Linked DNA regions of Homo sapiens: region 2 is linked to region 1. A link is a contact called in ENCODE Hi-C or POLR2A ChIA-PET data. All regions are on one chromosome and are shown on one strand. The core of a region is the stretch at or near the end of the contact, and the rest is flanking DNA. Distances in the headings are between cores, read along the strand shown. Region 1 overlaps LOC124907762 (a long non-coding RNA gene). Region 2 overlaps EPCAM-DT (EPCAM divergent transcript).

Region 1 (4,012 bases), core at 555-3,054:
TGTGACTAACACATGTTGTGGCAAAGCAACAGTAGTCACCAGCACCAAAGGGGAGGCACCAAACAGTGCCTGGGGAGGCCAGGTGGGCATCAGTGGGAGGGCAGTGCCTACGAGGGGCTTGAGACATAGCGTAGCAGTCAGGCGCAGGTTCTAGCACTGGCTGCATGGGTTTGCACCCAGGCTCTGCCAGTTACTAATTCTATGAGCTTGGTCAACTTACCAACCTCTCTGTGCCTCAGTTTCCTCATTTATAAATGGTACCCACTTCAAGAGGTTGTTGAAAAGATTATATGAATACATGTAAATCACAGTTAGTACAGTGTCTGGCTACTGGGTCTGTAAATGTATTTAAGATTGTCTTTCATGCAATTTACCTAACAAATGTGCACATGTACCCTACACCTAAAAGTCAAAAGAATTTAAATTTAAATTTAAAAAAGATTATTGTCTTGATGGCAAAGCAGGCATCTAGCAGGTAAAGAAGGATACAGGAAAGGTGTAAAGCAGAAAGCAGGAACAGCACGAACAAAGGCAAGGAGACGGAAGCGTGGGCCGTGGTTTGGCATGGCTGCTACAGGGGAGTGTGTGGTGAGAATTAAGCCAGAAGGGTGAGCAAAGCCCAGGTCTCGCCAGGCTGCGCACACCTTGGAGGTTGTGGACTTGATTCTGGAGTTGATAGCGAGCTCCTCCGCCTTTTTGTAATGATCGGATTGGGCCGTTGTATTAGGATTGTATCAGATTTGGGGACTGCATCATGCAGCTGGCTCAGGAGCTAGGAACTCACTACTACAGAAAAGAGAGAAAGAGGCCCTAAACTAACACAGGGCCGCAGGAATGCAGAGGCAGCAAGGACTGCGGCCTAGAGATGACTAGATATGGGCACGGGCAGGACACAGGGTGGCCTGGGTGAACCACTGAGCCACAAACCAGGACCGGGGAGACTGCAGCATGAGCAGGTTTGGGGCTGGAGAAGAGAGACAATAAAATAATAGGTGCTAGGCCAAGATCTAGGAACTTTATATGAATTATTTCATTTAAATCCCACATGGGGGGACCTTTGAGAAGGGCACAGCTATTATCCATATCTATAGATGAGAAAACTGAAGCGTAGTGTGATTGAAAACCCTGTAAGAATCAGAGCTGTGATGTGGTTTTCAGAGCCTGCATCCTCATTTCTGGGCCCCACGCTGACTTGGAGACACCTGAGGGCAGAGGCTGGGCATCTGGGGCTGGGCAGAGGCTGGGCATCTGGGGCTAGGCAGAGAGGCCTGGGCTGGAAGCTCTCTGTCGAGCCACAGGAGAGATAAGACTGAGATTGGCAGGGAGTGTGAGAGAGTGAGGAAGAAGGCAAGGCCGGACCACGAAGAAAGGGGCTGTCACAGAGGGTGATGGGTAGGCAGAAGTCCAGCCAGCCAGGAACCCATCCCAACCCCGGGATCCAGCAGGAGCCTTCCTCAGCCCTCTCCCCAGCCCACAGGGAAGGAGTCCAGCCCTAAAACTTGGCCTTTTGCCTACCTGCCCTGCCCACAGAGCACACACAGGCGGCCTGGCCCTCCTCCCGCGCCTAGAGCTGGTTGCACAACCACCTGAGCTGGTGAGGCAAGGATAGCGTTCCCTTCCTCCCCAAGAGGAGTCCAGAGGCAAGGGTTAAAAGGATTAGGCTCAGCTTTGGGAAACAAAACCAACTCTAAGTGGAAAAACACCAGCCCTCGCTGGGCTATTGTGAGGCGCAGTCATGGTTCCCAGTCCATATGTGGACAGGGCCTAGGATCTGTTGACAAAAGTGACTCAGGCGTTTACCTCAGGCCCAACGCCCGCTGGCCCAGGTCCCGTCTGGGTGTGTCATTGGCTCAAGTGAGGTCCCATGAATACACACACACACACACACACACACACACACACACACACACACACTCTGGAGCCAACTCTCTGAGTTACCCAATCCCAGCCAATTCACCTGAAGCACCTGGCATTTCTTTCATCACCCAACAGGTCATTGTGCTGAGCTGTCAGTGCAGAGGAGGCTTAGCTGGCTCCATCATTCACATCACAAGCTTCATAAATTCCTGAGGAGAGTGCCAAAGGCCGAGATTGCTGCAGCACTTTCACTGGGGGAAGAGGAGAGGCTAAGCAGGCAGGTGGTCAGGGAGAGCCAACAGAGGGAGAAATTCCAGCCTCCGCTTACTCCCCCTCTGTCACTTGGTTCCACCACATGTAGCGGCAGTGTCTGGCCCCAGTGTGCTGAGAGAAAAAAGAGAAAACACACACAGAGAAGTGGGGATCACAGAACATGGAATGTGTGTCCTCAAGGGCCCTTCCAGACCTTTAATTAGTGTGGCTCTCTCATTTACAGATGAAGAAACCATTTGTCAGACATTCAGCGGGTGAAGGACAAACAAGAGACAGAATCCAGGGCCTTCAACGTCCTCTCAGTGCTCTTGCCCCTACATCACACAGACTCCAGACAAGCAGGACTGGAAGAGGCTAAGATGACCACGAGCCTGACCCCACACCTGCTACTGGAGAGACCCACAGCCTCCTCATCTGGGCTCTTCTGGCCACATGGCACAGCCTGGTGGGGTAGGTTTTACTCATTGTGGCATCTCTGGTACCTGGGGCACAGTAGGTTCTCAGAAAATGTTGCATGAGTTAATCTAATGGAATACCAGTTTATCCCATATGGAAGTATGCTAGCCGCTTTTTTGGAAGCCACGAGAAATTTAAAGCAGACTTTAAAAAAAAAAATCATGTATCACTTCGCTTCAGCCTGACAAGATTTTTTCTGGCTGGACAAGAATTCTTGACAAACCTGCATTTAGGCAGGTAAGTTCCCCTTGTGGCATACCTGAATTGCTCTCTCTCTCTCCCGCAAGCAGGTGCCCAGGAAGCAGGAGATGGAGGTAGGTGAGACAAGGCTTTCCCAGCTAGCCGTGGTGGTGGGAACACCATGATCAGCTTCCCCACGACATACCCAGCAAACAGGAATCTTAATGAAACTACCAGAGCTGCCCGAGGCACATGCCCTGCTCCTCTCATCTTTGGCACAGCTGAGCATGTGTTGGCCAATAGCCTATGCTGTACCCAGAACGGGTGCCCAGGATCAAGTGGAACCTTCCTGGTCAGCTGGGAAGACAAATGCTGAGAACGTTTCTTTACCAAACATTCCTGAGTACCTCTTCAGGGCCAGCCCTGATCCAGGCCCTGAGGATACAGATGTGAAGGTATATAGGCCTGCTTCTGCTCTCATGGGGCTCAGAACCCTTCTTACTGTTCCAGAAACACAAGGGCAGCTGTGTTGATGTAGCCACGCTGGCCCCATTAGATGAAGTTGGACAGAGGGATGGATGAATGAATGCACGTGGTGAAGAGGGGAGGTTCAGGGCCTTGCTGAAAAAGATGAATATTAAAAAGCAAGTTAAGAGATAACAATGCTTGAGAATCATCAGAGCAAACACTCGCTGAGCCTTTCCAGTGTGCCAGGCCCTGTGTGGAGTCCTTATATGTCTTTATTCACTTAATCCCTTACCTATGCTGAGGCCATTAACTGTTATCATCCCCATAAGAAAACTGAGCCCAGAGAGGTTGCTAAACTCACAGAAGTCACACAGCTGGGAAGTGGCAAGTGAGAACTGGAACCAGGCACCAGGGCCCTGGTGCTCAAATGACCAGCTGGCATGCTTCATAGCTCCCTTCAGAGGCTTCTAGCCGTGTTAAAGCTTTGAACTGAATGAATCAGGTGGGATCATACATGAGTTGACAAAAGGGTGGTAACACCAAGGGACCTCAGAGGGTGACGCTGCTTTGGCATTTCTTAGCAAATTTACCATGATCAGAGTCTGGCCTTAACTGACCAGGAAGAGGACTCCGTCATTCATGCAGAGATGAAAATACTTATTAGTAATCAACTGATGCTGATCCAATGCAGAAGAGAGCTATAAAATCCCATCTAAATGCATTCATTTACATTGGGTGAGGTATATGAGTAATAGTGACCAGAATGCTCACTGCTGTC
Region 2 (4,012 bases), core at 598-3,097, 890 kb after region 1:
GTCTCTTTGGGTGTGCTGGCCAAATTCTCTCTCAAGATTAGAGTTGTTCCCAGGGAGGGGATTTATGATAACTGAGTTCTTTTGAGTTCTTTTGGGAGCCTCTGCTTTTAGGAAGATAAGGGACTTCAGGACCCCAAATGCTTTCAGCTCACAAAAATTTTTATGGCACAATGGCTTATTCTGGATCCCTTCAATTGTCTCGAATCTCAGGGCCTCCAAAGTTCTTGATAATGATGAGTGCTCTAGCTGGGTGCGGTGGCTCACGCCTGTAGTCCCAGCACTTTGGGACGCCAAGGTGAGTGGATCATGAGGTCAGGAGATGGAGACCATCCTGGCTAATGTGGTGAAACCCCATCTCTACTAAAAATACCAAAAATTAGCCGGACGTGGTGGCACGCACCTGTAGTCCCAGCTTCTCAGGAGGCTGAGGCAGGAGAATCACTTTGAACCCAGGAGGTGGAGGTTGCAGTGAGCTGAGATCGCGCCATTGCACTATAGCCTGGGCGACAGAGCAAGACTTCATCTCAAAAAAAAAAAAAAATTAGCCAGGTGTGGTGGCGCACACCTGTAATCCCAGCTACTCAGGAGGCTGAGGCAGGAGAATTGCTTGAACCCGGGAGCCGGAGGTTGCAGTGAGCCGAGATCTCACCACTGAACTTCAGCCTGGGCGACAGAGCAAGATTCTCTCTCAGGACAAAAAAAAAAAAAAAAAAAAAAAAAAGATTGCTGTAGATGTTGAAGTGTAAATCCTATGACTAATGGATTGAGCACAGATATGCAAAGTCATTGCAAGAGCCTCAGCTGGCCAGCAGGACTTGACTGCAACCTGATTTAAAGTATTAACATACCTAGGGCCGGGCTCAGTGGTTTGGTGGCTCATGCCTGTAATCCCAACACTTTCGGAGGCTGACGTGGGCAGATTACTTGAGGCCAGGAGTTCCAGATCAGCCTGGCCAACATGGCAAAACCCCGTCTCTACTAAAAATATAAAAATCTGCCGGACATAGTGGTGCACATCTGTAATCCCAGCTATTTGGGAAGGCTGAGGCACAAGAATCGTTTGAACCAGGGAGGCAGAGGTTGCGGTGAGCCAAGATCACACCACTGCACTCCAGCCTGGGTGACAGAGCAATACCCTGTCTCAAAAAAAAAATTTTTTTAAATAAGGTATTAACATATCTAAAGAAAGAATGTGTCACTTGGAAGAACTGCTGAGATTTCCCCTCCCAAATAATTACTGTGCTCCCCTATTGCTTGTCTATAAAGCAGACTTCCCATGGATGTTTATAAGTTTGAATTGGAATGAAATTGAGCAATATCACCACTTATTGAACACCAGATGTCAGACATTGTGCTAAAGGTCTTTAGTACATTATCTTGAGTCTCGCAATAGCCTGAAGTCAGTATTATTAACCCATATAACAAATTTTAGAGGGACAGTGTGTTTCCCAAGTGATAACCCAGGCTATCTGGTGGTAGAGCTAAGATCAGCCCTTGGAACCCAAGTTCCTATCCTTTATCTTGCCATATTCCAGTCTCTGTTCCAGGTATCCTTCACCCAGAACTTGAGTGGTTTGCCTGGGTTCCCTTGATCCTTCACCCAGAACTTGAGTGGTTTGCATGGGTTCCCTTGCTGAGACTTTTGCTCACTGTGACAATGAACCAGAGAAGTAGGAAATAAGCCCCCGCTCACCTGCCTCCCTTTTGGGTGACCCACAAGAACATAAATCTTGCAGGGTCTTTAGCATCCAAGATGCCTAAAAGCTAGGTGGTGTCAAACCTGTCATCCAAAAGACCACCAGGATGGCTAAATAGTGGAAAGGAGAGCTTTATTGGTGATACTGGTTTGCAACCCAGAAAGAGGAAGTCTCCAGTGTGGACAGAAGGTCCTGTCTCTTTGAAGTGAGGAAGGAAGCTTGGGTTTCTTGCTTCACAGGGCGTGTATCACACAACAGAGTCATACATATTCATCAGGTTTTGGGGAAAAGCTATACATAATTATGAAGGGAGCCTAGCGCATGGATGATGGATAAGCATATAGGTAACATATATTCCATGTTCACTTTGGGCAGGGTTTTGGCATAAAAATCAGATGGAATTTGGTGCTTTATGTGAAAAGGTGAACTAAAGCACACAAAGACAGTTTGTGTGCAGCTTCTGTAAGCTGGCTGAAACTGGCTTAAGGCTTAAGGTCTGAAGTAGCTTATTCAGGAAAGAATCTTTGTAAGGCTGGTCTGCTGTGCAGTCAGGGCTGTAGTGGTTTGGATTGTAAATCTGAGTTAGGAGAGGGCTGATATCTCTTATTGTTAGGGAGTTTAGAGCCTCAGGAATTTAGCAATTTGCCATGCTAGCTGGGTCCTGAACCCTCCACCAGTAGATAGACCCGTAGGTAACTTTGTTTCCTTAACCTTAGAACCTGTCTTAGTTGATAAAAGTGTGTCTATTTTGGTCTTCCAGATCGCAAACCCAAGCATTACTGCGGTGAAGCTAGAAAGCCCCTGTCTGAGCTGTTTCTGCAACTGACTGCCTGGGTGGTACAGGGGAAATAGTTAAACCTCCCTGAAGCTAATTTTCTCATTTTAAAATAAGAGCAGGCTGGACACAGTGGCTTATGCTTATAGTCCCAGTACTTTGGGAGGCCAAGGCAGGAGGATCACTTGAGGCCAGGAGTTTAAGACCAGCCTGGGCAACATAACAAGATCTTGACTCTATAGAAAATTCTTCAAATTAAAAATTAAATTAAAATGAGAGCAATAGACTAGATCGCTTCCCAGCACTACCATTCTGGGATTCTGTAGTTCAGTGAAAAAGATCAAAGTCTCCATAGAGGTAGAGGTTGCAAGGAGAGAGGCTGAATCCTCACTAAAGTTTTTCCAGTTCCAGTGATGGAGCTATTTTTAGATTTGATCAGGTTCTCTCATGCATGTTGCATATTGTAGGACGGTTTTCTGGGTCAACCTTTCTCAAGTAAACTGTCACTTAATCTCTGGCCAGGACAGTTGCCCCGATAGAGTAACAGCTTTTCCCACACTAGCACTGGCTATTTTGAGATTGCTTTGCCCCAGGTATGTGACTGGACTTCAAAGAACCGTGATGTAGGGGTCCACACATCCTTGGCTTGAAAGGGGTATCCTGGAGGGCGTAGTTCTAGTCTATCATATGTGGAGTTTCTCCTCTGTCTTCTAAACATGCGTTCATTCAGTAGTTCTTTTCTTGAGTGCCTACTTTGTGTTAGGAACTTAGAATAAAATGGTGAGCAAAAATACGCAGGACCCTTACCATCAAGAAACTTTCAGTCTATCAGGGTAAAAGACATTAATCAAGTAATCATACACATTTTTTATTGCTAGTGTAAGAAGTGCTATAAAGGAAAAGTATAGGATGCCCGAAGAGTCTCTAACTGGGAGGTCAGAGAAGGCTTCCTTGGGGAGCTGCCGTTTGAACTAGTTTGAAGGATAAGGAGTAGTTATATAAATGCCAGGGGAAAGGAAAAGCATTCTTGGCAAGGGAAAGGTTATGGGCAGAGGTCTGGCAGGAGGAATCATGAAACTAAAAGGAACCATGGCCAAGCGCAGTGGCTCACGCCTGTAATCCCAGCTCTTTGGGAGGCTGAGGCAGCTGGATGACGAGGTCAAGGGACTGAGACCATCCTAGCCAACGTGGTGAAACCCCATCTCTACTAAAAATACAAAAATTGGCTGGACGCAGTGGCTCATGCCTGTAATCCTAGCACTTTGGGAGGCCGAGGCAGGAGGATCACCTGAGGTTGGGAGTTTGAGACCACCCTGACCAACATAGAGGAAACCCCATCTCTACTAAAAATACAAAATTAGGCAAGCGTGGTGGCACATGCCTGTAATCCCAGCTACTCCAGAGGCTGAGGCAGGAGAATCGCTTGAATCTGGGAGGTGGAGGTTGCAGTGAGCCGAGATCACACCATTGGACTCCAGCCTGGGCAACAAGTGTGAAACTCCATCTCAAAAAAATAAAAAATAAAAATACAAAAATTAGC

What was found. Hi-C counts contacts between places; a loop is a spot of excess contacts on that map. ChIA-PET counts read pairs that join two places held with the same protein, here RNA polymerase II (POLR2A).
Region 2: a loop to region 1 is called in a map of HepG2, with 17 times the contacts of the local background. The contact joins two enhancer-like sites. A Hi-C loop is called at or near these places in 1 of 168 maps with a recorded cell type or tissue (HepG2). POLR2A ChIA-PET finds 5 or more read pairs at or near these places in 1 of 52 experiments (A549).

What each region holds. Positions count from the first base shown.
Region 1 is chr2:46,407,452-46,411,463 of GRCh38, forward strand. LOC124907762 (a long non-coding RNA gene) reads right to left here. Exons shown (of 2, transcript XR_007086306.1): 1 at 1,958-4,012. Among named protein-coding and RNA genes, the nearest start is that of LINC01820, 15 kb to the left of the region's middle. RefSeq lists an enhancer at 1,415-1,989. Within about 2 kb of position 1,805, at least 21 of the 41 ENCODE cell types and tissues checked have a DNase peak (open chromatin) inside an H3K27ac peak, as active enhancers do.
Region 2 is chr2:47,298,949-47,302,960 of GRCh38, forward strand. All of the region lies in intron 3 of EPCAM-DT (EPCAM divergent transcript), which reads right to left. Among named protein-coding and RNA genes, the nearest start is that of BCYRN1, 34 kb to the right of the region's middle. Within about 2 kb of position 1,848, at least 6 of the 41 ENCODE cell types and tissues checked have a DNase peak (open chromatin) inside an H3K27ac peak, as active enhancers do.